4 separate regions of the Homo sapiens genome follow, and regions 2, 3 and 4 are each linked to region 1. Evidence: chromatin loops called from intact Hi-C (ENCODE). Cell type or tissue: endothelial cell of umbilical vein. All regions are shown on one strand. Each heading gives the region's core, and the rest is flanking DNA. Links, peaks and the distances in the headings are about the cores only.

What was found. Hi-C counts contacts between places; a loop is a spot of excess contacts. Peaks named below come from ENCODE experiments on the same cell type or tissue, not always from the same donor. Only the 100,000 strongest peaks of a DNase experiment are listed, where the experiment ranks them.
Region 2: a loop joins it to region 1, with 11 times the contacts of the local background. A loop is called at or near these places in 2 of 110 quality-filtered maps.
Region 3: a loop joins it to region 1, with 6 times the contacts of the local background. A loop is called at or near these places in 14 of 110 quality-filtered maps.
Region 4: a loop joins it to region 1, with 5 times the contacts of the local background. A loop is called at or near these places in 36 of 110 quality-filtered maps.

The regions. Positions count from the first base shown.
Region 1 is chr5:132,493,965-132,501,274 of GRCh38, forward strand. No RefSeq gene overlaps it. Among named protein-coding and RNA genes, the nearest start is that of IRF1, 6.8 kb to the left of the region's middle. RefSeq lists enhancers at 784-863, 2,461-3,435, 7,050-7,169 and silencers at 1,882-2,131, 2,802-3,061. In endothelial cell of umbilical vein, for the core only: no CTCF peak of the experiment used is centred there; DNase peaks (open chromatin) are centred at 3,017 and 3,897; H3K4me3 peaks cover 869 bases; H3K27ac peaks cover 2,358 bases.
Region 2 is chr5:132,081,916-132,089,225 of GRCh38, forward strand. No RefSeq gene overlaps it. Among named protein-coding and RNA genes, the nearest start is that of CSF2, 12 kb to the left of the region's middle. RefSeq lists a silencer at 5,708-5,930. In endothelial cell of umbilical vein, for the core only: no CTCF peak of the experiment used is centred there; a DNase peak (open chromatin) is centred at 4,606; H3K27ac peaks cover 1,735 bases.
Region 3 is chr5:132,177,551-132,184,860 of GRCh38, forward strand. No RefSeq gene overlaps it. Among named protein-coding and RNA genes, the nearest start is that of P4HA2-AS1, 3.7 kb to the right of the region's middle. RefSeq lists enhancers at 4,118-4,645, 6,988-7,310. In endothelial cell of umbilical vein, for the core only: a CTCF peak has its summit at 2,781 (motif pointing right); DNase peaks (open chromatin) are centred at 2,051 and 2,751.
Region 4 is chr5:132,264,150-132,271,459 of GRCh38, forward strand. It overlaps PDLIM4 (PDZ and LIM domain 4), which reads left to right. Exons shown (of 7, transcript NM_003687.4): 3 at 2,315-2,396; 4 at 6,766-6,944; 5 at 7,154-7,310. Among named protein-coding and RNA genes, the nearest start is that of PDLIM4, 10 kb to the left of the region's middle. RefSeq lists enhancers at 988-2,262, 1,769-2,269, 4,123-4,666, 4,678-4,757, 4,848-4,957 and 1 more. In endothelial cell of umbilical vein, for the core only: no CTCF peak of the experiment used is centred there; a DNase peak (open chromatin) is centred at 1,762; H3K27ac peaks cover 2,500 bases.

The DNA of each region.
Region 1 (7,310 bases), core at 2,608-5,107:
ACCCCACCACTTCAATCTCTGTGTCTTTTTTTAAGGCCCAGAGCATATGCCTGATCTCTTCAAAATGCCCGCAAAGCAACCAACCAGAAGTCCTTTCTTTTCCCTCCTTGGACCCTTTGGTCCTTAACTTTCCTATGTTTCCTTTTCACCACTGGTCACTTTCTACATGGTGGGAACAAACTCTGGGGAACAAACTCTACATTTTTTCTGTGAGAAAAAGAACTCTCCATGTTTTCTGTGAGAAATCTAAGCAGGTTCCTCATGCCCAGCAGCTGAAGCGAGCTAGGGGTTAGCTGAGGGTAGCCAGCACCCTGCACTGTGCAAGGTCTTCCTTACAGATGCCTCTCATCCATAGCCTCACTCAATGAGGGTGAATTCATTGTGTGGCCTCTCTGTATTGGGACCTGGATTTTTCTGTGCTGGCAAGAGGAGGCTAACTGGCTGGCAGGGGCTCCTTTGAAGTGACTTCTGCAATCAGGATGCTGAAGGCAAGATCATCTCACACACACATTCACACACCCTGTGGGAGCCTCTACCCTGACAGACAATTCTTGTCCCCAGTCCCCTCCCTCAGGCTCTCAAAACACTGTTCACCCCCTAAGTGGGCTGCAGTTAGTCCTGAAGCCCAGAAGCATGGCTCCCAACATGTCACCATGCACACACACATCAATGCACAGGGCCACACGGACCACACTAAGGTGATGCCGCCATCCTTGCACTCCCCCGAAGAGTGGCTACCATGGTAGGCACTCAGTAAATCCTAGTTAAGTTGATGTGTGACCCCTCTTCCTCTGGAGTTTAGTGTTCCTTCTATCTCAGATTATGAATTCTCTCAGATACAGACATTTCTTGGCAACCTGTGGTTAAATCCTCTGCTGATAGAGATGAGTGTGTGCTCAGAAATGAGAGTTTGTGAGAGCTGAGGTGCAGGTGCCAGTGAGGTTTAAACTAGGTGTTTTTTTGTTTTGTTTTTTTGAGACGGAGTCTCGCTCTGTCACCCAGGCTGGAGTGCAGTGACGTGATCTTGGCTCACTGCAACCTCTACCTCCAGGGGTTCAGCAATTCTCCTGCCTCAGCCTCCCAAGTAGCTGGGATTACAGGCACCCGCCACCATGCCCAGCTAATTTTTGTATTTTTGGTGGAGATGGAGTTTCACCACATTGGCCAGGCTGTTCTCCAACTCCTGACCTCAGGTGATCCACCGCCTCGGCCTCCCAAAGTGCTGAGATTATAGGCATGAGCCACGGCGCCCGACCTGAACTAGGTTTTCGACTGGGAGACCTGCTACCTGTGGAGCCTGCTACCCAGAGAGGGGGCCACGGTCCCCAAAGCAGACAAACTCCCCAGCATGCCTTCCAGGTTCCAGGTCCAGAAGTAGTAGGGCTCTCTGAAATGCTCAAAGCCTTCATCTCGATTTTCACAGAAACCTGGGAGGCAGGCAGTCCTAAACTGTGAATTGCAGAACACAAGCCAGAAATAAAAGCATCCAAAAGCTTGAAGGCAGAATCCAAGGGTCATCACCCTGCCTGCAAGGAGCCTAACTGGAGAGAAAGAAAGTCCCTTAATTCATTCAACACATATGAATCACGCAGGCCTGCTTTTTGGTGAACCCCAGGTTTGGTTCTGGAGATACACTGGGGCACCAGACCAGCCCCTCCCCTCTCAAAGGTTTGGCAAAATATGCTGTATGACACAGCAGAATAAACGTTGCACTGTTATAAAATTCCTAAATGCAGAATGTGGGGCTGAAGCTGGCTGGAAAATCACTAGGGGGTCATGATAGAATACTGAGCCAAGGAATTGCTCCAGTGCTCAGGGCTGTTCCGGAACCCCCTGAGAGCGGGGCGGGGTGACAGTGTGGGCTGCCGCTGATGGCCGCTGCGGAGCTTCATTTCTTATAAACACCGCCGTTGGGAGGAAAGAGAACTCAGCCCCCTGTCAGTCCCATGGGGCCCCGAGGCCGGGGGAGGCTCCTGGGCCAGGCCCAGCGGCCGCGACCTGGAGCGGGGCTTGATGGGATCAGCACTCTCCTCCCCCGCGCCAATGGGTGCTGCAGAACGGCCCACGCCCACTGCCGTTCGCCCGGGGCGCCCCTGGCAGGCTTCTCGGTCTTTGTGGGGGCTGCAGCACCTCCACTTCACCGTGATGTGGAGTCCTTCGCCCCCAGGTGACCCACGCTCCACAGCCCCGGCCAGAACTTGGTGGGGGACGCGGGGGGGGGGTGTTTGACGGGGAGGGGGCACAGTCCTTTCGGGCCAACTTCCACATTCCTGCTCCGCCCAGGCGGGGGGTGAGTCGGGGTGAGCAGCCGGCTCCAAGCTGGCCGGCTTCCTGGAAAGGGAGGGCCAGCAGGAGAACTGCAGATCCTCCCAGCCCTGGTGGCTGCCCGCCTCCTCCCTACCTATTCCTCCCCACCCCACTTCCACCCCTACCCCCAGCAAGCTGGCAGCCCCGCCCCTGCCAGGCGGCTCACCTGCCCGCGACCAAGGCACTTCCTCCTCCTTCCCCGCCCAGCCTCTTGCTATAGGCCATGGGTTTGCAGCCGGGTCAGCAGCTACAGGCTGTGTGACCTCAGGCAAGTTACTAAACTTCTCTGTGCCCATTATCTCACCCTGCGAGATGGAGCTAGCAACAATCGGGGTGCAGAGCTTTCCGCGAACACCTCTGCACTTCCCTGCTCCCCCCCCACCTTCCCCTTCCGCTCGGTTTCGCAGGGACATAGGGGATGCACAGAAAAGGCGCCCGCTTGTAAATTGCCGCAGGGGAAGGCCGCGTTGCGTCCCTTGCCGGGGCACTGCCATCCGTTGCAGCCTGAGACTTGGGATAGACCTGCGGCTCTCCCGTTGGAGGCGCGGGTGGTGCTGAGCGGCTGGACGGATGCTGCCCGCCGGGGTTCGGCGCGCAGGCACTCAGATGGCTCCCACCTCCGCCTGGGCCTTGCAGCTGGCGGTGGGGCGGGGCGCAGGGGCCGGGTAGGGGAGGGCTTGGGTCCGGCCATCCAGTGGGGGTCAGCCCCATCGCCGGGTTCCGCGGGGCCGCGCCGAAGGGGCGGAGCCTGGGTTTCGGTTTCTTGCAAACGCGGCGGCAACAGGGAAATCGAGGAGTTTCCGGGAACCGAACCACGCTGGGAGCGCTGAGGTCTGCGCAGCGGCGGGGGCCGGGGGACGGGCGGGCGTCCAGTGTTACCGGCCAGTGGCCAGCTGGAAGTTCCAGCGGGAGCCGGGGAAAACCGGCCCCGGAAAAGCCCCACCTGAATGCACCTGCCCAGGCCTCTCCGGATGGTGTTCATGCTGAGGGTGGGGGTGTGAAGGATGGACCTGCCTGCAGGGTGGCCTTTAGGGAATGAGGGAGGAGTTCTACAAGCTAAGGGGTTTGAGGGTGTGCACGCGGGGAAAGAGGGGACTGTGCGCAGGCAGGTGGGATCTGAGGAATTGGGATATCCCCTCAAATGACTGAGGTCCCCAGCTGTCCCCTCACTGTCACATCCCATCTTATTGTCCTTATACGATGAGGTCTCCTTACTGAGATCATATCCGTAGTGTCCTCTTTTGCTTATTTGTTGGAGGATTTCCCCGAACATGACTTGGAGCCCTTGAGAGTGAGCCCTGACTGTCTGGTCTAGTCTCCTGGATCTAGAACCCACCAACCTCCACGGGGGGCTTGTGACTGTTTACTAAGTGAGAAAAGGAGTAGGGTGAGTTCGAGGCATCTGTGAGGTCCATATGCCTTCTGACCTGCTCCCCCACAGGACCCCTAGCCCACTCAGGTCCTGCCATGTCCCCAGTTGAAGGAAGCCCCACTCTGCAGAAGATGCCTTGGCTTTTGTGGGAGGGGCTTCCCTTGTAGTTCCCTGAGAACTGCCTTCCAGCTGGGATGGCTGGGCAGAAGGCGGACTGTAGTCATCACAGAGGAATGCTGGCCGTGGGGTCAGCCACTTCCTTCCCTCCCCAGGGCTTGGAGCTCAGGCCAGGGATTATGGTGGGTTGGCCCTGGATCTGAGACAAGAAGGCTGGGAGTTTGGGTGGCAGAGGGAGAGTCCAGTACCCTCCCTGATCTCTGCAGCCCACAGCAGTACCTGGGGTCAAGGTGGACAGTGTCACTGGCAAGCCCATGTTTCCTAAATGCATGCCTTTGAGACCACAAGTCTATGGTAAGGATCTCTTTCCTTATGGCCCTGAGACCATGGCTCTTGGAAAGACATAAATCAGACTAAATGGAGCTCCCTCAGCCCAGAAGAGCTGGGGCTGGGGCAGGTATCAGTGGTGGCTATTCTGGAAGCAGCCAGCTAGCCAGTGGAAGGAGAGGCAGCAAGACCTCCCTAGCATCCCTGTATGGGCCAACACTGACTTTCACCAGCCCAGGCTTAGGATCAGGGTGGCTGGCCTGGGAGAGGGCCAGGGAAAGTCCAAATACTGCAAGAGTGGAGCTTGTGCCATGAGCGCCTGGCAACCCTGGTGACTCAACCTGGGAATCCCAACTCCAGGGGCAGCCCTGGAAATGAGGCTCAGGACAGTGAAGGAGTGCCACGGAGGGGCCCACCAACCGTGGCAGCTTTTAGTGAGGCCACAGATCAAATAGGTTGTTGTCCCTTCTTTCTCCTGTGGCCCAGGGTTAGAAACAGTGATGCTGGTCCTCTGCCCGGTCCAAATAGTATTTTTGATCCAGGGAATCCAACTCTAATCCTAGCCCATAAATTTGACCTGGCAGAGGACCTGGTCCTCAGAATGTCTGTGTTGGGCTCCATTTGATGTTACATCTTAGAAATGGTAGATGTAGCTCAAGCTAATAAATACCCACAGGAATGTGTCTTTGTGGTCTGGACTCAGCAAATGCTGAGTTATTGGTATATTTATGGAAGGAAAGCAGGGCAGAGACAGGAGAACAGGTGTCCCTGTGGGTGCTCGGCCCTGTTCACTGTTGTAGCCTCAGGAGCCAGCCTCAGCTGAGCAGAGAGCAGGTGCCCCATGAACCAGTGTGACATGGTTGGATGGATGGATGGATGGATGGATGGATGGATGGACGAACAGACAGATGGATAGATAGGAATATGGATGGTGGATTCAGATGGCCTCAGCAGCATGCACATTTTCCCCACGATGGTCTTTGCAATAAGACAATTTCCACAGAAACTGGTGGGTGCCCCAGAAGGAGGGGAGGAAGAATGTGGCTTCTCCAAGCAGCGCTGTGGTTGTTTCTGCCAGGTTCTATCTCTCCAAGGGGACCTCTGCTCCCTTTCCCATAGCCCTGTTGACATGTGTGGCCCCTCAAAGTCCTGCAGAGACTGGGAGCCTAGTGGCAAGGGCCACCCAGACACAGAACAGGGGAAAGGAGCTGTTAACATTAGCTGGCTGTTCCATTCCTCTCCTGGAAAGTAGGTCCACAAAGAAATTTAGGTAGGACCTCAGCCAGGTGTGAAAGATTCCAGTTTTTTTCTCTGCATGAGTAAGTCCTTGGGAAAGCATCTGTTGACCAATTGACTGATTGACTGGCAAGAGGAGCAAAGGGTCAGCAGAGACCCACCTGCCTGGATGGTGTGGGAGAAAGCATGACCGCCCTCCACCTTGACAGGTGACAAACCACAGTGAATGTGTCACCACATCAGATAGCCAGCATGAATTGCTGCACTGGGAGTGTTTAAAGGTCTGGGTGCATAATTGGGAGCAAAATGGACAAGGGTATGCTGGGAGCTCTAAGCCAGGAGGCCTCTGGTGGCTAGTCACCTCCAGGAAGCAAAAGCCGTTATTTCTTCCTTGAGAATCCCCGTGAATATTGGAGAGGGCTTCTCACAGCCCCATGGGCTGGGGCATGAGTGTGTTATGCTTTGCTTTTAGTGGAGGAGGTGACTCCAGAAGGCTAAAGATTTAGGGACAGCTGATGGTCCTGGAATGCTTCTCAGCCTTGGGCCTACGCTGGGCCCTGTGAGGGGACTTAGAAGTAAGCACCGTGGTCTCCACTACTAACCTGCATGTGAGCTCTCCAAGGACAGAGGATGCTCAGAACCACCCCCACACCCCCACTCTGGCACCCAGCACATTGCTCTCAGGCAGTAGGCACTTAGTAAGTGTGCTCTGATTGCAGTGCCAGACGTATGTCATACCTCGAGTAAGAGGCAAAGAGGCAGAGATGCTGGGAGTATGGAGACGGAGCAGGTTATCTCAGTCATTGTTCACAGATGGCTACTCTGAGGAGGGGACAGTTCAGCAAAGCCTCAAAGGATGAGTCAAAGGTTAATAGGCTAATAGTAGGGGAGGGCATTCCAGAACGTGAAAACAGCCCAAGGAAAGGCTTGGCAGCTCAGAAGTGCAGAACGGATCTCGCTTTTGGTGTGGCCTGGAGTAGCTGCCCCAGAAGCTGAGGCTGGACCAACCAGTAGGGGCCACACTCTGAAGAGCCTGGATGCTGTGCTCAAGAGTGGACTCTATCCTGGTAGACAGAGGCCGCTCAGGGCTGGACTGATGTTGCCTTCCTTTCTGGAGCCAAGGCCCAGACCAGGGTCTATCATCAGGTGTCTGTTGAATTAAATGCTAGGGCAGGTCTTGTGAGGGCCACTGGTGGCCTGACCTATGCTTTAGAAAACTTTCTGTGGCTGCTACAGAGGATTACGCCTGTGGCACACCAGGGCAAGACTAGGGTGAGATAGTTTCCTAAAGGCACAACATTTAAGGAGGTACTCGCTCTCAGGGGCCAACCCTATACTTGGGTGAGTCTGACGGTGAGTAGCTCCTTAAAGGTTTCACCCTAAGCACCTGCCCTGCCTGCTTGCTCCACCCTATCTGGTCCCTTCTGCACACTGGAGGCTGGGAGGTAGACTAGAGGCAGCTCAAGTGATCCAGGCATATTAGGGCTGTGGCCACAGGGGATAGAGATAGGCCTAGTTGAGAGCAGAATCAGATGACAGGATTTGCCAGGACATGAGACTGGCTGGAGCAGGACCCATCCCCCCTCCCTGGGTGCCCCATTCTGGGAGAAGTGTAGGAGACCCCCCACTCTGCCTAGGAGTCTATATGTCCACAGCCAGGGCCAAAACAAGATCTTAGGCCTTGGCTTCTGTCCTAGGTTATGAGTCTAGGGAACCAAGGACACTAAGCTAAAGAGAGTAGGGCAGCAGGTGAAAAAGCCACAGGCTGCCCCAGGAAGGCCCAGGCCACTGGAGACCACAGCTAGAACCTACAACCATGTCCCGAGACTGCTCGGCCTTGCCCTTTGGATGCTTGGGCACAGCAGGAAGGAAGTGATAAGGGTGCCTCCACTGCTGGATGGGGCGTGTCTGTCAGTCCATCTTCCCCCCGCTGTCTGCCCAGCAAGACCAG
Region 2 (7,310 bases), core at 3,049-5,548, 410 kb before region 1:
AGCAGGGCAGCCCTCTCTCATATGCTGGGCCTTGAGAACCAGCAGCCCCACAGCAGTCTCTGTCACAGTCATAGTATGGCCACATCCTTTGACTTGGCATTCATACCCAGAGAGACCACACATAAGGAGGGAAGCTTCATCCATGGAAATGGCCAATCTGTCAGTCTGTGAGATGAAATGATGGGCATGAAACTAACAGGGCAACGTGGAAGGGCATCCCTGAAAGGTCCAGTATGGCGTGGCTGCCAGGATAACCCCATGTGGGCCAGGGACTGGAAGGGAATTGGGATGATGACTTGGGAGGTGGGATGGCAGATGAGCTTTTCCCTATGGCTTGATCTGAAGAGAGGGGCACAGTGCCCAGGTCAGCGGCCATCACGTGGTCCCCGTGCTTATAGAAAATTTCCATCCTCAGTGTCCCTGGCTAAATGAGATTCTCTGTGGTGTCCTTGTGTCAACTGATTCCACAAGTTGGCTGTTCGGCCAAGATGCTGAACATCTTGATTAGCTTACAATGAGGCAGGTTCCCTCAAAGGCCCACAGCATTCCTGCCTGGGCAAGAGCCAAGGTGCCTCTTTCAGCACAGACAGCAGAAGAGGCCTGTCTGCTCCTCCCGGACAGGCAGAACAGCTCACAGCATGGCCTGAGAGGGTGCAAGTGCTGTCCACACATCCTCAGTTAACCTCACACGTTAATGCCCTGTGCATGGAGTCACAGATAGGGGGCTACCCATTTGGCCTGCACCACGCCAGCCCCAAATGGACAGGACTGGCCCTGGTAATCAGATGTGCTATGTTCTGGAGACTTTACTCCTGGTTCCTGGCTGCCTGCATATGTATGTGCTTGGTAAGCTGGGTCTGCATAATTGAAGTGGAGGGCAGGGGCTGCAGGCACCACACTGTGCTGTCCCAGGCTTCTGAGCCCGCTGCTGGTTTGTGCTGAAGGCACATGGCTGGTGTCCCTGGACCCAGCGGCTCCTGCCGTGGATCCTCCCACTTTGTTACATGGGCTTCACAAGAAATGTGATGCGTGGGTCCCTCTCTGGCCTGTTTTCTTATCTGTGAAGTAGGGGTGAGGCAGAAATGGAAAGACCCCAGCCCAAGACCAGCTTGCCCTGACACCATTAAGACCAGGCAGATGCAGAGTCGGGAAAACCTGTTGCTGCTGAGAACACCCTGATGCGTGCCCTGTTCCTCAGAGGGGTGGGGAGGCCAGACACTCATGGCATGCAGTCTGCAGAGCAAGTCAAAACAGGGGCAGCCCCCAAGATGGGAGCTGGGGGTGATGAGCAGCCATCTCACCTACTGTCAGTGCTGGAAGCTCCCCAGCCCCAAGGCCCAGAGAGGGCAGGGACTTCCTCAGGACCACACAGGAGGTAAGCTAGACAGAATTGTTGAGCCTGGCCCCACAGAAACCCCCTCTCTGGGTCCTCTAAAGGGCTGCTGGACACAGGCCTCACTCTTGGAAACAGTTGACCAATTTCCCTTCTGTGAGGGGACCCTGCACCATGACTGCCAGGAAAAATGCAACTTCAAAAGTTATTTTTCACTGTGGTTTAAGAAAAGAGCAGCGAAACAGTTTCATGTTGGTGCTGCTGATGTTATCTCTGGCCCAGACCTGCTCTTTCAACCTGAGAGATGATTAATTAAAATCTTTCTCCCTTTTTTTGGTCAACCTCAAGGGAAGATCAGCACGAACTTCCCAGGCCCTTCCGTTAACATACCACCTGGAAGTTCAGCACTTCCTTCAAAAGCCTGCAGTTCTTGTGTAGGTGGAGAAAAACCTTTTAAAAAGTTATTTTCATTTTTATTGCAATATTGTACAAATGAAGTGCACAAATCTTAAGTATATCGTTCAGTGAGTTTTTATATTTATACCTATATAAATAACTGGCACCCAGGGAAACACATACACCATTTTCCACTACCACCAAAGCCTTCCTTGTACTTCCCTGCTCCTAATCAGTATCCTCCCTCCAAGTATAGCCACTATTCCAACCTCTGCCACCATAAATTAGTTTTGCCCATTCTTGAACTTCATTTAGAACAGAAGCATGTACTATACCCTTTTATGATTGACTTCTTTCATTCAACGCTGTGTCTGTGTAATTCTCTAGTTATTGCCCATCATTGTAACGTTATTTTTCACTGCTGTATAATATCCCATTATAAAAATATCCTAAAATTTATTTCCCTATTCTGGCCAGGTGCAGTGGCTCATGCCTGTAATCCCAGTACTTTGGGAGGCTGAGGAAGGAGGACTGCCTGAGGCCAGGAGTTTGAGACCAGTTGGTCAACACAGCAAGACCTCATCTCCACAAAAAAATAAAACAATTAGCTGGACCTGGTGGCGCAGGCCTGTAGTCCTGGCTACGTGGAAGGCTGAGGCAGGAGGACTGCTTTAGCCCGGCAGTTCAAGGCTAAGGTGAGCTGTGATTATGCCACTGCACTCTAGCCTGAGCAACCGAGTGAGAACCTGTCTCTAAAAAAAATTTTTTTAATTAAAAAAAAATTTCCTATTCTACTGCTGACAGACATTTGGGGTGTTTCCACTTTGGGGCTAATATTAATAAAGCTTCACTGAATATTCCTGCACTCATGTTTTGGTGAGCATATGTTTACCTTTCTTCTGGAAATGCTGGGAATGACATGGAATTGCTAGGTCATAGGACATACATATTTTAGCTTTAACTAAATACTAGCTTTAGCTGCTGGCAAATATTTAATATTTTCCCAAGGAAAAGTCTTTCATTGGCCGGGCACAGTGGCTCATGCCTGTAATCCCAGCACTTTGGGAGGCCGAGGCAGGCGGATCACAAGGTCAGGAGATCGAGACCATCCTGGCTAACACGGTGAAACCCTGTCTCTACTAAAGATAGAAAAAAATTAGCCGGGCATGGTGGCACGTGCCTGTAGTCCCCAGCTGCTTGGGAGGCTGAGGCAGGAGAATCGCTTGAACCCAGGAGATGAAGCTTGCAGTGAGCCGAGAAAGCACCACTGCATTCCAGCCTGGGTGACAGAGCGAGACTCCATCTCAAAAAAAAAAAAAAAGTCTTTCATGAACAATGTTGCTGTTGGTTTTCCTGCCTTTTGTAGACACTGCTTATCCACCAGACACTGGAACTCTCTTCTTCTTTCATATGATCTGAGCCTGCTTCCCAAATGCTCCCATCATTACCAGAAATTCTTCTCTGCGTTGTTTACTCCTGCATCTCCTTTTTGGGAGAGGTAGCTCACAAAGGGCCCAGTTTGATGTGGCTGTGGATGGTGTCTTGCCAGCACACTGTGGAGTGCAGCCCTTATCTACAAGGTCTCAGAGCCTCTGGGAGGCTCCAGGTAAACTGTAATGTTTTGCTATCCTATGTGGAGAAACCAAGTGGAGAGACCTGGGTACTGTCCTGGGTTCCTCTTGAGGTCTCGGTCCCTTAGTCAGTCCCCTGCCATGTCCTGGTACATTCATCTTCCCAGCCCCTTTCCAACCTGCCCACTTCTCTTTGTCTTTATGGCTTTGCCCTGACCCAGTCCACCTCACTAATGCAGACAATCACCCCAAATACCCACAGGCCTTGTCTCTAGACCCTTCCTGCTTCTCTCCCCACAGCAGCCACCCATTAATTCATTACATAAATATGTACTGAGCACCTACAAAGTGTCAGGAACTGTGCCAGGCTCTGAAAGGAAACCAACCCTTGAGGAGCTTACACTTTAGGGGTTAGTCTGGCTGTGTGTCATAAGGGTTACCTGCCAGCTCAGCATGAACTCCAAGCCCTTTGGTCTGACCTAAGACCCTCCCTTACTGCCCTGGCCCCGTCAGCCCCTGCAGATACCTCTAGCCTCATTGCTCACCATCCATCTCCTTCATATCAGCCCTGGACCCCAGTAACACGAACCAGCCACAGCACTCCCACCATCACCTGCTACCCCTGCCTGGAATGCACCCCAGCCAAATGGTTGACATCTGTCTCCACAATGGGGTAAGACTAATGTCCAGTGGGAGGTGGAGAGGTCCTGCACTGGGGCCTCCTCTTCCTCAACACCTACTCTGAGGCTTGCCTGCCCACCTCTTACGCCACAGGGGTGGACTGTTATCTGTTCCTCAGGGGACTGTGAGGGTCTCTGCTCTGAACTACTGCTTTATCCCCCAGCTCGGAGGAGGGCCCCTCATGGCATCAAGTGCCAGCAGTGACTATGTTCCAGAGTCTGATGAAAGTGAGCCTCTTTTCACCTTTGAATAAAAGAAATGCACACAGCTTTTACAGAAGTCCGGATGGAAAGGCAACATCCAATTTTCCAAAGTTTAGAAAATGTTCTTGGGACCAAGATCAGCAACAGGCTATAAGCAGGTACTAAGTACACAGCCAGGGCTGTTGTTTTCATTATTCTTATCAAAAATAGCATCTGTGAGGGAGCCAAGAGGAGGCCCTTGGGGCCATCCAGGAGCCAGGGGAACTGGGAGCCCAACACCAGCACAGCTGCCAGCTCTTTTTCCCACTTAACGGATTCGGGAACCATCTCAAAGGAAGCTGCAAGAGGGAGGGAAGCCCAGCTCTCTGGGAATGTGTCACACTTCCTCCAGTTAGGCCTGGGGCAGCCCCAAGCTCTCCTGATGGAGGCCCTGGCTCCTATCCAGGCCTCTTCCTCTACCAGACTGGATAAGGGTGAGGTCATGTGCTGGGGAAGGGAGGCCAGGGAAGCAGCAACTGGGTTGGAGCCAGTCAGAAACAACACAATAACAGGATAACTCATAGTCTCCCCTCTCCCCTTACACTCCAGGAAGCTGTCCCTGAGTGAACTCCATACCCCTCAGGTCCCTTCTCCCACTGGGACCTCTCTGGGGCAGATTCTGTGGGTGCCTCTTAGTCCTCAACTGAAATGGAAGCTCTCTCTCTTCTCAGGGCTAGGGGAAGCACTGTGAATCAGACAGACCCTAATGCCTCCTCTCACCAATCCAGTCCTGGACATGGGCAGCAACCAGTGTTGGAACCCAGGTGGAAATAAGAGGAAGCTGCCAGAGCCTCGAGCCATACCCTGGGCCATGGTCACACCAAAGGTTCTTGTGCCTATGGGGCTGAGGGACAGAGATATGCAGCCTTGGGCTCTGAGATCAAACAAAAATGGGTGTGGGCCTGGGTCCCCAAGTTACAATGAACCCCCCTGTTAGGAAGGTGCATCTGACCTTAGACTCTGTCAGGCTGAAGGACCAGGTCCCCAAGTTACAATGAACCCCCCTGTTAGGAAGGAGCATCTGACCTTAGACTCTGTCAGGCTGAAGGACCAGGAGTCACAAGCAGACAGACAGACACAGCAGGACCATGACAGGGGCAGACAAACAGATAGGCATAGCTCAGGCTCCTGGCAGTGATGAGTAAACGGACAGACACTGATAGACAGTTAGACTCAGCGAGAGCCTGGAAAGGACAGATGGAGAGACAAGAGGGAACGCTGGCAGTGAAAGACTGACAGACATAGAGGAGATGGCGGACTTGGCAAGAGCCCCTGGCAGGGACAGACAGAGACGCAGTTGCAAGCTGTGGTCAGGTTAAAATGTGGCCATTCTGTCTCTGAGCTCAGCCCCTGACTGCAGATCCCGATTCTCTTGGAGGTTCCTCCTCTTGGCACTGTGATCAGAGACTTTGTGGGACTCTTGGGACCCATTTCTCCAGGACTACAATGCCCTCAACCCCACAAGTCCCAGGAAGGTAGTAGGCTGTGGCCCTCACTGTCCCTGGAGTCAGACTCAAGAATCAATCCATTCTCCTGGTTTTTTCCTCCCCTTCCTGGCCTGTGGGGCAGAGAAAGCCTCCTCGACATCTCTCCTGGGGCCACCTACTCCCAGCATGGTGGCTGTGCTTGTCGTGGAAAAGGTCTTTTTAGGAACCACTATGAGTCCGGACTCTGTTGGCACAGGGGGCGGTGCCCAGAAGAGGCTATAGTCCGGCATTTGCACGACTATCCGAGGATGTTGAGCTCCACCTGGCCGCCTTCTCTTCTCACCACCCCTCATGACCTCCAGGCCCCAGAGGCCTGAGGGCCTAAAAGGTTTTGACCCAGGGGAGCAATTCCAGGCCAGGTGAGGATGGGGTGATTAGTCCCCTTCATAGCTGCAGAGACTGAAGCTGACTTGAACACACTCTGCTCTGAGGCTGTAGGGTCCAAGAACCCCCCTGGGGTGAGCTGAGGTTTTTCTACTTTCAGGGGACCGTTGTGCTGAAAGCATGACGAGGCTGCCTGCCTGAGGTTGGGTTCCCTGGGAAGCAGACTCTGAGACAGAAACTGGCATGCAGGACTGCTCATGGAAGGGAAGGGAAGGAAGCAGGATTGAACAGAGGGAGAATTTGGACAAAATACAGTCACAACAGAAGTCTCAGCTGATCCTAAGGAGACTTCTACAGCTGGGATGGCCCTTCAGACTCTTCCTATGTTGGGGCAAGGAGGTCAAGCCTTTATGCCTTCATTTTGATCAGTAATTGGATGTAAGCTGCCCCTGGAAGGAAGCATGACCTTAGGCACGGAAATTTTCTTCAGCAGGGGCAATCAGACCTTGACTCCTGAAGGGTGTTCAGGGCAGCATATCATAGCTTCCACCATAGTCCATCCCTTGAGCTTTCTGGATCCACTTCTTCATATAAACACTTCCCACTGGTTCTGGGAGCAGCTCCTCCAGGATTCCAGTGGTGTGCTATCAATAACTGGTTCTCCAAAAAAAAAAAAAAGAGAAAAAAAAACTATCATGGTATAAATACTCCCACCATCGGTGCACTACCAACGGTTTAAAAACAGACTGGCAACAACTTTAGCAATGGGATCTCACGAGCAAGTAGCCAGCTCTAGCACACCAATGGTTCCAGCAGGCTTCTACTTCTGGGAGACTTAGAAGAGGAAGGTTCACAATGAACTACAGTCCCTGCTGTTGCAGTTGATCTCAGGGCCACAAATGACACTCATCATCTCCTCCTCTACTATCCATTCCAGATTCCCCCTCACTCTCAGTTAGCACCTTTGCTCATCCTGCTGGCTCACCTGGTAGCATGACCCAATCCTTCATCTCTAAGAGGTCTGATTCCATCTCAGGCTGGGATTGTTGCACTTGTCCATTTACTGTCAAAATTGGGAAAGGGAGTAATAAAGAGGTATCCAACTGGATCACCGGGGTGCTACATGTATGCCTCCCTGCCTCCACTGTGTAGTCTTACCTCCTCCTGATGATCAGGCTCAGGTACCCCTGCCAAGATGGTACCTCCTTTTCTTTCCTGCTTGTCCCTAGACACAAGAAGGCTGAAGTGCCCTGGCAGCATCCCTAGCTGATAGTCT
Region 3 (7,310 bases), core at 1,547-4,046, 320 kb before region 1:
GCAGAGATAGAAGAAAAACCAGAAGATAGTTGGATCATGGCAGCCAAGAGAAGGGTTTAAACAAAGTGGATAATGTCTCCTTAGATCTCACCTTTATTAAAAAATAAATATTAACATATCAATACAAGAAGAAAAGAGATGAAATATATTTCATTCAAGAGAGAGTGGGGGTCAATCTCAAAACAGCACTCATGGACCATCAAGGCAATAACTCTGGAACTGAGAAGTCACTGGCCCAACAAATAAAGAAGGCAAGTTCTGCTGGAAGGAAACCCCTGGCACCTCATGCACTTCTACGACTGCCTGATCACTCAGGGCTCCTACAAGGCACCAGGCCTCAAAACCTTATCTGTATTCCCGTCCAGCTGGAGGGGAGCAGATTACACTCTTTTTTTTTCCCCCAAGAGAGTCTCACTCTGTCGCCCAGGCTGGAGTGCAGTAGCGCAACCTTGGCTCACTGCAACCTCCAACTCCTAGGTTCAAGCAATTCTCCTGCCTCAGCCTCTCAAGTCACTGGAATCACAGAAGTGTGCCACCACGCCTGGCTAATTTTTTTGTATTTTTAGTAGAGACGGGATTTCACCATGTTGGTCAGGTTGGTCTCAAACTCCTGGCCTCAAGTGATCCACCCACCTCGGCCTCCCAAAGTACTAGGATTACAGGCGTGAGCTACTGCACCCAGCCAGGTTACACTCTTAATAGCAACAACTTCGTAAATTATCTGAAGCAGGCCCTGGTCTCTGACCAGGCTAAGGCTATTTGGACTGTGAAACATGCAACCCACAGTTAATCAGAAACTCTCTTTGAAATGTTAACAAAAGACCATGAGATGCACAGAGGAAGAAAAGGGAAAAAAAACTATTTTCAGAGGGAGAAACAATCTACAAATTGGGGAATGCAACCTCCCAGGAAAACCAAAAGGACATACTCCAAAAGGGAATAGGAAGCTGGTATTTATGCCTTACAGGGATACTCCAGGGTGTGCGTGGTTTGCTCCTGTCCTCAGCACATTTGATCATGTCACTGCCTGCAATTCTGTCATCTTTGCTCCAAGACAGATAGATTTGGATCCCTTTTTTCCTTTTTCCTCAGCAAGTTCAGAAAAAGAGAAAAGTGTTGCTTGGCTATTTCATTACACACCAAAGTACAAAATGGGGAGGAAGTGTTTCCTGCATACACCATGGGCCCTAAAAAAGAAACTCACCATTGCCCTTCCCTTCCCTCTTCTGTCCCCTGGAGCTTGGCTCCCCTCTCACTTCCTTGGGACCTTGTTATAGTTGACTCCTAAAATTGCCGCCGCCATACACACACGCCCACATGGATCAGGGGAATCTGTGTTTAGAAATCATCATGAGGCTGGGCGCGGTGGCTCACGCCTGTAATCCCAGCACTTTGGGAGGCCGAGGCGGGTGGATCACTTGAGGTCAGGAGCTCAAGACCAGCCTGACCAACATGATGAAACCCTATCTGTACCAAAAATATAAAAATTAGCTGGGTTATATTTAGCAGGCTTAAAGGAATCTGTGAATATTCATGAGGGAAGTCAAGCATGTGTGCAGTGGGTAAACATATATGTAACATGCATTCCATGTTCACTTTGGGGTGGGGTTTTAGCATTAAAGTAAGGTGAATTTGGCTCTTTGCATCAAAAAGGTGAACTACAGGGCACAAAGACAGTTTGTGTACAGTCTCTATAAGCTGGCCAAAACTGGCTGGCTTGAGGTCTATGGCTATTTATCAGGAAAGAAAGTAAGGCCAATTCTCTGTCCCATCAGAATTGTGGCAGGACCATGGTGGGCAGCCAGCAGATCGGTCGGCTGGTGTCAAGTAGTAGTCTATCAGGGTCAACAGGAAATTTCCAGCTGTAGTTTCTGTGATGTTTTTCAGGACCTGGTTTCTGCTTACAGGAAAGAAAACCTTATGGTAGTTAGTAACACAGGGATACATGACCAAGCCCTCATCTTGCTGTGGCCGTTAGATTCTGGTTTTGGTATGTCTCATTTTAGCCACAGGGAGTCTGCTGGGGTATATTTCAACTCTAGGGCTCCAGATTTTTCATTCTATGTTGCTACTGCTAAAGACAATGTTTCCATAAATCAGCCTGATGTGATTAATCAGGGTTAACGTTTGATGACGGCTGGAATACAATGCATTCCCATTGTAAGTTTCCAAATCTGATGCTTATCTGTGAAAACACACTTTTTCATTTTATCATTATCATATCAGGAAGCTCTAACCAAAGCCTCAAATTCTTGAACTACAGAAGGTCTAGGAAGCTTTGAAACAGGCAAAATTTTGTGTGCACTTTTTAAAGGGATAAAGACCCTGAAATTTCATATGGGTCTCAAGAGGGTCTGTCACCCCAAAAGGTTAACAGTCATTGTAATTGTATTTTTCCTACATCAGGCCCTATTTGTGATCATTTGTTGAATAATTTCTGACACCTATTCTAGATGTTGGTCCAGGTGGGTATGTCCTCTAGAAGGCTGGATATAAGGGTCTAAAACAGAGCTCAAGAGAAAGATTTGAGTACAAAAAGACAATTCAATAAATCATAAACATATACATGTTAAAGCAGTGGAAGTAAAGATCCTTCCTCCTATAGCATACAGTACTACCGTGAAAAGGAAACAAACTAGACTAGGGAACATATATATGAGAAGCCTAGGCTGATGAAAAGGAGCCAGGGAGGCCGGAAATAAAGGAGAACTTGAATCACGAAGTGCTTCGCTAGAGGAAAAAAAAAAAACTGTCCGAAGTGTCTACTGGGTTTGGCCACTAGGAGGACCCAGAACACTTTACCAGACAATTCCAGAGAATTAGTTGGGGGAGACTCACTGCGTCAAAAATTTAAGAATGGAAGGTGAGGACAGTAAATCTAGCATAAGCAGCTTGCCTTAAGCTTCTTGAAATCAAAGAAGCAGGCAAGATGACAGCTGTGAGCCCACTGGGTACAAAAGCAGTTTGGGTCATTACTTTAGTGAGGCTCCGTTGGCTGCAAATTTCAAGAGAAAGAGATGGACTTTTCAGAGAAGAGTAAGAGAAGGGAGGACCAAGCTGGGGTGTGGGGAGGGGGCTGATCCTCCATGTTATAAACGCACTTTCAGAAAGACACTGAAAAGTGCCTTAAAAACAAAAAACTTTGAGCTTGCCAAATACCCATGGCCTTTCCTACCACTTATCTTCTCACAACCCCCAAATGCTTTACAAAAAAAAAAAGTTGGCAGAAGGGGTATAGCTCAGTGGTAGAGCATTTGACTGCAGATCAAAAAAAAAAAGTTTCCCCCGAGTTTAGAATAAAGAATCTTCACAAAAGTTAAACCTCTTCAAAGTAGCGTCAGCCTTAGATATTACGTCCAAGACATCATTTGACGCACCCAGACCCCCGCTCAGAGCACATCCTTGACTCACCAGCCTCTCTCTGACTCTGTCCTTGCGGAGGGACCGCCTCACAGGACAGAGCCCCACTGGCCCCAGGAGCCTTGCGAGCTGGTCCTGCGGGGCTGCTCTGCCAGACCAGGTCGGAAAGGAGGGGCCAGCCAGAGCCCTAAGCCAGGGCAGCCACAGACACAGCCTGTAGCCCCACTGCTGTCCGCTGACCCCGCCATTCTCACCACCTGACCTCTAGGAACACGCCCACAGGTCAAAGGCCTTTCCAGAAACCTCTGACCCTGCCAGACCCCGCCCCCAGGTCCTCAGAGGCCACGCCCCTTCCTGTGGCCTCGCACGGCCTCGCCCTTTCCCGAGGCCTGCGCGGGGGAAGGGGTGGTGTCCTTTATCTGGGGGGTGTCCTTTATCTGGGTACTGAGCTCCGAGTGCCATTTCAGTGCCCACTGAGCAAGAGAGGCTGCTCGATGCTTTCCAAAGGCCCATTCTGGGCACTGGGGATAGAGAAGTGGAAAAGCAAAGTTCTTTCCTTCAAGGACCTTCTATACCATGGGGGAGACAGACCACGAACTGATACCCAAATTAAATCTCTTAACGGGTGGTAGTGATGTGGGGCAGGTGAGCCCCAAAGTGGAGCTTAGCCCACGAGAGTTCTTGGCTTTGCCCAGGAAAGAATTCAACGGCAAGCCAGAGGTAGAAGAAAACAGCTTTCTTGAAGAGGCAGAGCAGGGCTACCCCATTGACAGTGGGTAGCAGCTCAGGGCAGTTTTGCAGTCATGTTTATTACTACTTTTAATTACATGTAGATTAAGGGGAGGTTTATGCAGACACTTCCAGAGAAGGAGTAGTAACTTTGGGGTCATTGGGTCATTACCATGGAAAGGGGCCCTAACGCCAGGGTGTTGTCATAGCAACTGCAAACCGACGTAGCACCCTGGTGGGCTGATTGAAAGCTACTTTGGCCCTGGCCCTGTTTTAGCCAGTCCTCAATCTGGTCCGGTGTCCGACGCCTGCGTCTGGAGTCAAGTCCCACCTTTTACCTCAGTGATAAGTGCTCTAAAGAAAAATAAAACAGGGCTGGGCGTGGTAGCTCACGCCTGTAATCCCAGCACTTTGGGAGGCAGAGGCGGGAGGATAACTTGAGGTCAGGGATCGGAAAGCAGCCTGGCCAACATGGTGGAACGCTGTCTCTACTAAAAATACAAAAATTAGTCGGGCGTGGTGGTGCATACCTGTAATCCAAGCTACTCGGGAGGCTAAGGCAGGAGAATCGCTTGAACCCAGGGGACGAAGGTTGCAGTGAGCAGAGATCGCACCATTGCACTCCAGCCTGGGCTACAAAGCAAGACTCCATCTCAAAAAGAAAAAAAAAGAAAAAGAAAAAGAAAAAAGAAAGAAAACAGGCTAAGGAGGAAGAGAATGAGAACGCAAATCCTTCGTAGTAGTCATGAAGGCCTCTTGGAGTGGGCTGCAGTGAGCCGAGACTGCGCCCCTGCACTCCAGCCTGGGCAACAAAGCAAGACTGTCGAAAGAAAGGGAAGGAAGGGAGGGAGGGAGGGAGGGAGGAAGGGAGGAACCTCTTGGGAAGATTGCTTGAGGCCAGGAATTCCAGACTAGCCCGAGCAGCACAGCAGTGAAACAAGAAGAACTCTTTTGGATAAGGTAATCTTTGATCAGTCTTGAAAGGAATGAGGGTAGAAACTACTAGGTATTGGTACCTTCCAGGCAGAAGGACCAACAAGCACGAATGTACTGGGGCCGTCAGTGTGACTGAAGCAGAGGGAGCTGGGGAGAGGGTCATGGCAGTGGGGAATATGCTCGCTCCTCTGCCCTCGGATGGAGTGAGGCTGCTGTGTTCTTCTAGACCTGGTAAGGACTGGACATACCTACAGGCTGGACAGTGTGACACAGAAGCCATATGACTTCCCGTGTGTGCGCTTCAGTCATCCACATAACCAGCAATCAAACAGGCAAGACGGTGTTGGTGCAACAGTTACATTGTACTAAGAAGCAGGCAGCTTTTTCAACCATGTAAGATAATTATTTTTAGAATTACCAGATATTATACAAAATGCCCAGTTAAATTTCAGATAAGCAACAAACTTTTTAGTATGCATATATCCTATGCAAAAATTATGTGTTATTTATCTAAAGTTAAACTGGGTGTTACTTGTATTTTCATTTGCTGAATCTGGCAAATCTAATATTGGAGTCAAAATGCCAAGTTTGGAAACTTAAGAGCAGTGCTGTGCCAAACTATATTGAAGCCTGAGGCAAAATGAAAAACGTATGCTTCTTACGTACGTTTTCGTGTTTTTGTTAATTTTTACACATTAAATTGGTTGACAATATTGAAAGTTGGTATATTAAAACTCATATTAAGTTTAAATATTTTATACCAATGACTTTAATGGAAGTAAACTGATCAATAAAATTGTCAAAATCTACTCTTCTTAAGTGACGATCTTAAATAATGTTCTTTTTTTTAGACGGAGTCTCGCTCTGTCGCCCAGGCTGGAGTGCAGTGGCGCAATCTCGGCTCACTGCAAGCTCCACCTCCCGGGTTCACGCCATTCTCCTGCCTCAGCCTCCCAAGCAGCTGGGACTACAGGCGCCCGCCACTACGCCCGGCTAATTTTTTGTATTTTCAGTAGAGACGGGGTTTCACCGCGTTAGCCAGGATGGTCTCAATCTCCTGACCTCCTGATCCGCCCACCTCACCCTCCCAAAGTGCTGGGATTACAGGCGTGAGCCACCGCGCCTCTTAAATAATTCTTAATTAACTTCAGGATTTTGCAGGATACCATGGTGCATTGGTCTGTTCTTGCATTGCCATAAAGAAATACCTGAAAATGGGTAATTTATAAAGAAAAGAGGTTTATTGGCTCATGGTTCTACAGGCTGTACAGGAAGTGTAGTGGCTTCCATTTCTGGAGAGGCCTCAGGAAACTATGAATCATGGCTAAAGGCAAAGGGGAAGCAAGCACATCTTACATGGCTGGAGAAGGAGCAAGAGCAAGAGAACGAGACAGTGAGAGAGACAGAGAGAGAGAGAGAGAGGAGGTGCTACATTTTCTTTTTGAGACAGGTCTCTGTCACCCAGGCTGGTGTGCAGTGACACAGTCTTGGCTCACTGCAGCCTCCACTTCCCGGGCTCAGGCAATTCTCCAACCTCAGCCTCCTGAGTAGCTGGGACTACAGGAGTGAGCCACTATGCCCAGTTAATTTTTGTAGTTTTTGTAGGGATGAGGTTTCACCATATTGCCTAGGCTGGTCTTGAACTCCTGAGCTCAAAGCAATCCGCCCGCCTCAGCCTCCCAAAGTGTATACACACTTTTAAACAACCGGATCTCACAATAACTCACTATCAAGAGAACAGCACCAAGGGAATGGTGCTAAACCATTCATGAAGGACCGCCTCCATTATATGATCTAATCACCGACTACCAGGCCCATGACCAACACTGAAGATTACAATTTGACATGAGATTTGGTGGGGACACAGATCCAAACTATATCACACTGTGACTGGTATTGTTTTAAAAAAATTATCAGGACCATTTTGAAATTTGGGTAAGGCTGCCCGAAGAAAAATTTGCAAATCCGTTTTAGAGGATACAAACATCATGATTTTATATTACAAATGTGAACAAAAGTTCCCTGGAAGAAAGAGACTTTATTCCAGTGAATAGTTTGCAAACTAGGGAGTCCAACACAGCCTTCAATGTAAAAGGAAGGTGCGGTCCAAAGAACAAAGGAAGGGTTCTAGCTTTATAGCAAAAGTTCCTGCCCTGGTTCCCAATCAGGTGCACTGATACAAATGAGATGGAAACACAGTTCTGATTGGTTGATACAACTGAGCAGCAAGGGAGGTGGGCTCTGATTGGCTGGTTCAGGTGAGCTCTGAAAGTTCCAAAGTTAAA
Region 4 (7,310 bases), core at 400-2,899, 230 kb before region 1:
CTCAGAGGGGGCCTGAGTCAGGAGCTTCTCAGAGTGTATGATGTCAGCGGAGGGTGGTGGGGTGGAGGTCCCCCTCCTTCTTTCCTTCCTTCCTTCCTTCCTTCCCCAGTCCTTTGTTCCAAACCAGGCATGGATGGAGCCAGAGGTCCACTGACCTGTTCCACTCTGAGCATTTCAGCCCCAAAATGTCACTGGCCATGGAGCAGATGAGAGCACATTCTCTACTATTACAGAGCTGGGTTGAGAATTATGCTCATAATTTTACCCATAAAAGAGAGAGAGGGAGAGATAACTATGCTGTGCTCCAGAAAGTGATTTAATCTCTTGAGCCCATAACTTCCTCAACCAAAAATATGGACCATCTTGCGCTCTGGACATTGAGTGATGATGTACCAGGCCTGCTCAGTCAGAGTGAAAACCTGAGTCCTGCCCTGCAGCCCCCTCACACATGCAGACTCTGGGGGATCAAGACATGAGGGCCACCTTGACTTTCTGAGCCAACATTTCTTCTCCTGGACACTTGCCCACCTGCAAGCTTTCTGACTCTGCTCCCTATCTTGCCTGCTATGCCAGGACCTATGCCTGGCCCCCAACGACACTCCTCCCCGCCCCCACCACACACACCCACACAGCAAGGGCTCTGCAGTAAATCAGCCTGTTGAGCTGGCTGGAGTGAGCTACCCTGTGCTCTCACTCCCAGGGTTCTACCCCAGACCAGCTTCCCTATCTGCCCTCTTGTGTACAGAGAGCTCTAATCCCCCCACCAACTCCCCCACAGAATGAAAAGTGTATCAAAGGCCCAGCTTCCCCACTGGGCTTCTTTTGCTTTGAGCCCAAAGCCAGGCATCCAACAATCCAAGCAAAATCACACTTCCTGGGCATGTTCTATAGGTCCAGGACCTTTCTGACATCAACTCCAACACTGAGGCCACTGATAGAGTCCCTGTTGTCCATCACATGTGGCCCAAGGTACCTTTGCACAGCCTACCCTTTGCCTGTCATTTTGTTTAAAGAGCCCAGCCTGGGATGGGGGTTGACACATGATTAAGCCCTTCATTCTGATCTGATGCATTGGGCCACATTAATGGCTCTGGGTACTTTGTGCCCTTCGACCTTAGACGTCAGGCTTGTACTGCTCTTCTGGGCAGAACTTCAGGGAAGTTGAAGGCCAAATAGCCACACAAGATGTCCCAGCTTTATCCCAGAGGAGTTCTGAGTAGATAGAGGCCACAGTTAGAGCTGTGAGTTAGGGTACCCACTTGGGAGCCTGGTTGAGGGGGCTAGAGACAGGGACTATGGGGCTGGTGTTGCCCTGGGGCAGCAGAGCTCTAATACCAAAGGCCTGGAGTAGAGAGGTAGCCTCCAAGGGACTAAGGAATGGGCAGAGGCGAGGAAGTGCAGAGTGAGTATGGACCATAGGCATAGATAGATTATTAAAACCCTCAACTGAAGGGGGCAGAAGAGGCAGGGGCAAGCTGCTAGGTCAGTAATGAGACCTTGAGAAGCCTCAGGAGGCTTCGTGGGGTGAGTTGGAGGGCATTATTCCCCTTTGGTCTAACCAGCCTCACCTCATACCCACCTGCCAGTCCAGGGTCCATGCCCCTTCCTGGCCTGCCTTCTCACAGGGCTACTGAGTGACAGGGCTGGGCCTTAGGCACGTAGCCTCTCGGCCTGCCTGCCCTGCTTATGGCAGGTTTATGATGTTTTTCTCCCTCCTGAGTGGTGTTTGGCTTTTGGTTTCTATGGCGAAGCAGGAATTTCCTAATGGCCTGTTTCCCATCTGGGCTGGGCAGACTCAGTGATGACTCTGCCGGCAGCAGCAGCAGGAGGAAAGACACACCCCTCAGAGCCTCCATTCCACCTACCCCAGAGCCGACGGACGCCTGACCCCACACCCCACCAGAGGCTGTAGATGCCCAGAGGATGCGTGGATAGGCTTCTAGCTGGTCAATGTGTGAGGCCTGGCTTGCAGTGCTATAAGCTGGGCCTCTTTGAGCTGAGCTTCTGTAGGCCACGAAGAGGGTGGAAGATTAGGGAAGACACAGGGCTTCTCCTGCAGCCTCTCCAGGAACCAGACTAGAGAGGGATTGGGCAGCCGATGGGGACAGAAGCATATAGCCCTACCCCAGGAGGATGGCAGCTAGAGTTGTGGCTCATTGCCACAACAGTCACCATTGTGGTACAGGGGAAAGCACTGGAGTGGTGTTCTTCTACCTGCAGGGCACAGCCCAGAGCCCAGCCCCTCTTGATCCTGGCTCCCAGGCATGGTGGGCGTGGTAGGAGACATATCTGACCATCACAATTTCTGCCACAGGCCTGAGGGTAGGAGCTGGCCCAGTGCCCCTGATGACAGCAAGGCTCAGGCACACAGGATCCACATCGATCCTGAGATCCAGGTATGTACAGACACTGCCTGGCCTGGCCTGGCTCAGAGTGAGCCCAGGGCAGAGGGGCCAGCATGCAGGTTCACCTGCACTGAATGTCCTCACTGGGGCTCTCAGATACCCAAGACAGAGACTGAAGCAGAAGTTTTCTCTGGACCACATCCATACCCCATCCCATGTTCCTCAGATGATGAGCACCTGGTGTGGGCTCTGTCTCTACTCCGGGCAATCCTGGATTCTGGACCAAGGTGCCTATGATGTCCAGGATCTGGGCTAGGCCTTGGTTTGCGGCTATCACACAGCCAGCTGGAGTTCACTCTGGTGCTCAGTGATGCCAGACCAGAAAGAAGTCACTGTGCTTGCAGCGGGGGAGATTGGTGGCAGTCTCAGGCTGTGGAGTGACCTCAGGCTATGGGACACTCCTCTGAGTGCCCTATCCAAGCCTGAAGTTCTCTCCTGGCCATCCTGTGGTGCTTCTAGCAGAACTTAGGCTGCAGGCCTGTCTGCCCAGTCACCTTTCTGTGTGTGATAGAAGTCATATCTCTGGTCCTGTCCTCAAGAAGAGTGAGGGGGTCAGGCTATTCTAGGGCCTTGTTTTGCCATGGCATAAGGAGTAGCCAAGTGGGGATGACTGAGGTATCCAGAGCCATCTCTGGGCCACAGAGTTTGGGCAAGGAGACTGGGATGGTCTGTGATGGAGCCAGAACCATGGGACCCAGCATGTGGGACCATTGCCTCCTGGGCCTGCCTTTGTCCACCCTCTCAACATGAAAGAAAAGGGGCCAAGGCAGGGAGAGGCTTCACTGAACCAGAGGGAAGGATGTGCCCCAGCTTCTCCCTCACTATCTACCCCAATCCCATCTTGCTCTATTCCCTACCCTGCCTGGCTGGCATCCCTGGAGCCAGATGCTTACCACCTTCCAGGCAGTGCCCATTCTGGCAGGGGAAAGGCACTTAGAAGTTCTGGGCTAGGGGAAGCCAGGGGCCAAAGGAGCCCAGAGTAGTCACATGACTCAGACAAGGAGTCAAGGAGTGCTTCCTGGAGGAAGGGGTATTGAAGCCAAGACCTGAAGGGCTAGGAATGGTAAGGCAGGCAAAGGGGTATAGGGAGAGGAAGTGTGGCCCAGAGGTGAGGTCTTGCACCACAAGTTCAGAGAAAAGAAAGGTCCAGGGGAAGGGAGGACAAGATGGAAGGAGTGAGAGGACAGAGGTGAGAGATGAGGTGGTGGAGCAGGGCCACAGAAAGGCTCTTGGGCTTCTCTATCCTGGACCTCAGCTGTTCTTACAGGGATTCATGGCCACATCTGTGTCTCAGAAACTTGCTCTGATGGCCCCATGGACCCCAGACCTTAGGGGTAGGGGTACATGTTGCCATAGACAAATGAGCCAGGTTTGCCACAGGCCAGGCAGAGGGGAGCAGCAGGGTGTGGGCCTCAAGCTCATGCATGAGGCCCAGCCTCCCTCAGAGGTAGCAGTGCCAGGATGACGTGGTGGGGAGGGGGTTCAGTCTTCCAGGAGAGGCTCAGGGCCGGTGGGCCTGGGAGGCTGGCGACTGTAGAGCAGCTCCCCCTGCCCCCACACTTGTTCTCATTGACTCCCTTGAAGACCAGGCTGCCAGTGGCTCAGACTGGAGAAGGAGGGAGTTTCCACAAGCACCAGGGCAGCCCCTCAGCTGCTGCCCCACTTTTGTACTTAAAAGGTCATGGGCTCCATGGGTGGTGACAAAAACACCCCCACCCCACCCCTGCAGGGCTGAGTCCTTGCTAACACAGACACAGGGCCCATTGTCCCCATGCTGCTCCCACCCTCTGCCTGAGTGGGGGTGTTGGGGAGGGGGTGGAGCTAGCTGGAGCCATCGAGGAGGAGGAAACCACAGTTGGCCCTAGGACCAGCACAAGGTGCCCTGGCACACATCCCCGAGTGGGATGGGACAGGGCCAGCTGGAACTTCAGGCCCACCTTCCCTGTGGGGCGATAGGAGAACCTCCTTCTCTCAGGCCTCTTGTGGGAACACAGGAGGCACTTGGCCTAGCCCAGGGTGGAGGAAGGATAGTAACTTATTACTATCCTTCTGGGTTAGTAGGGTTTTCTGGAAGGAGTGGCAATTATGCTCAGAACCAGGTGATGGGGAGAAGCAAGTCAGGTGGAGCAGGCAGTCCTTGCACACTCAGCCTGTCCTCCCCAGACCAGCAGAGAGCTAGAACTGAGCCTCTAGGAGATGGCACCTGCTCATCTGGACTCAGCGCCTGCCTCCATCCAAGTTGAGTGTCCCAAAGCAGGTAGTTACCCCCATCCTGCTGAAAAATCCACTGAGGCTTCAACAACCAAGTGGGCAGCAGGCTGGTTCTCAGAGCAGAGGAGCATATGGTACGAGGTGTACCACCCACAGAGGGGGAAAATACAGGACTGGGGGCCCAGGAATTCCCCTGACAGCCATTCATCCAACAAGTATGTGCTTTATGCCAGGCACTATGCAATTGTCTTATTTCATCTCCACAAGGAACCTGATGTGGAAAGCATCACATTCCCCAGCTCATAGATAAAGAAACAGGTTCAGAGAGGTGAAGAGACTTGCCCAGTTAGGGGATAACCCTGGGACTCAAACTAAAACTGAGGTAGCCATGTGTGTCCTAGCCACAGAGTTCAGGCCTAGAGAGGCAGCTGCATGGGTGACCGTGGGAGGGGCAGTGGCTCTGATGGCCCTGCAGTGGACCCCTGCACCCTGCTGGGTAGGGGTGAGTGAGGGCCTCCTTCCTCCCAGTCCCAGTCCCTCCAACTCCTCCCTCCCACCAAAGCCTCTGCCCGGAGGCTGAGCCCCACCCCCACTGGCCACAGCCCATCTGGTCCCCATTAGAGGTCAGCCCTGCCTGCATGCTTGCCCGACAGACACACGTGTGAGAGCGCTCACGTTTCTCAGGGGCTTTTGTTGGGCCTGATGTGGATAGGGGTTTTCCTGTTGCTGCTGCATTGATGGGGGCCACCTGGGCAGCAAGACCCTCCTGTTTGTCTGTTGGGGTGGGGGAAATGGAGGGGGGCCCACCCAACTGCTGGTCTGCCTGTTCCCCAGGTTCCCACCCTACAAAAAGCAGGGGGTACTCAGGGCAGAACCCCACAGGCTCAACTATGCCTCAGAGCTTCCTAAGTCCAAACCAGGGTTCTTCCCACTACGATAGGCATCCTTTCCTGTCCACACTGGGCTCTCTGACCACACTGTAGAGCAGAGGAGGTTTACACGTCACTCCCAGGCTGAGGCTAAGACCTACCCCATGGCCTGGCCTCAGACATCATCCTAAAATCAGGCTGCTCTGGCTACTAGCCCAGTCTCAGCTATGGAGGCCACTATGGCCATTCCCAGGGTGACCAGTGCTGGCTCCAAGTCTCTGTAACCATGCGCATGTAGTTAGTTGTATGTAGGGAGATTGGTAGGTGCATATGTGTTGTCCTTATGTGTGTGTGTGTGTCTTTAAAGCATAATTGTGAGAGTGTGCATGCCCCTGTTTACATTGCTGTGGGGTGCTTGTGTGCACTTGCAAGCTGGGAACTGCACAGCTCTGGACTCTGCAGGGACAAAGATCCCCAGTCCCCACTCAGACCCCCACACACAGAGATACTGCCCTCTCCTCATGGCTGAGGGGGCAGGTTCAGGACACTCCCACCCAAAATGTTTCAGCCATGGGCACCAGGCTGGCTGTGGGGTAGTGGGGCAGAGAGCCTTGAGCCCTAGCCTGGTCTCTGCCCCTCATCTGCTGTGCCTGCAGAAGGCTACTCATTGTGGCCTGGAAAGCAGGAAATGGGGGACAGGTGTAGGCCCAGAAGGGGCTGACCTCACAATGGCACTCTTGAGCCTCAGCCTGCCCAAAGGGCCTTGGACACATGACAGTCAAGGACCCTTTCTGACTGTAGGACAGGAGTTACGTTTTTTGAGTTCCCAGCCATGGGCCTACCCAGTACCCACCACAGTTCAGGAAGGTGAGAAGGCTTGGCACCAGGGCCACCTCTGCCAGGAGGCCACATACTCTGCTGTAGCCACACAGACCTTAGGCTTCTTGGGATAGGCCTGCCCCAGTACTGTCCCTTCCTGAGTGGTGGTGGGCAGAACCACTGCAGGGCTCACAAGCCCAGGCTGAGTCTCAGCTGCCCAGGTTTTTGTGTCTGACTTTCCAAGGACGTTTCTCATTTCTGCAGGGGCATAACCAGTCCCCAGGCCCAGCCCTTCCCCAGAAATCCCTTCCCTGGCTGAGCACCACAGGCCAGAGATGCCGAAGCAGAGGAAGCCAACTGACATCCACCACCTGGCACAGCACAGCAGGGTGGGGGTGGGGTGAACAAGGAATGGCTGGAGGCCAGAGGGTCTCCCAGTGCCTTAGGCCTCTCTCTAATAGGACGGCAGCCCAACAACCAGCAGGCGGCCCTCAGGCACCGGGACTGGGCCAGAAGATGGCAGACCAAGCCTGGGATCTCCATATGGACAACCCCCTCGCTTTCCAGTCCCTCACAATGGCAGCAGCGAGGCCACCCTGCCAGCCCAGATGAGCACCCTGCATGTGTCTCCACCCCCCAGGTAGCACAGAGATGCCTTCGGTGCCATGCCCAGAACCCATCTTAACCCTTGATCCCTCAAATCTCACCCAGTCCCACTCTGACCCCTGACACTTGATCCTTGGGTCTTAGCTGGTTGCATTCTGACTCATAAGCCTTACCAGACCCCAAGTCCACAGGGTGAAGGCTGGAACTGCATCCCTTCCTCCTCTATTTCTTTCTCCCTCCCAGCGCTGACCCAGCCAGAGGCCTCCCGCGGAGCCGGGACTGCAGAGTCGACCTGGGCTCCGAGGTGTACAGGATGCTGCGGGAGCCAGCCGAGCCCGTGGCCGCGGAGCCCAAGCAGTCAGGCTCCTTCCGCTACTTGCAGGGCATGCTAGAGGCCGGC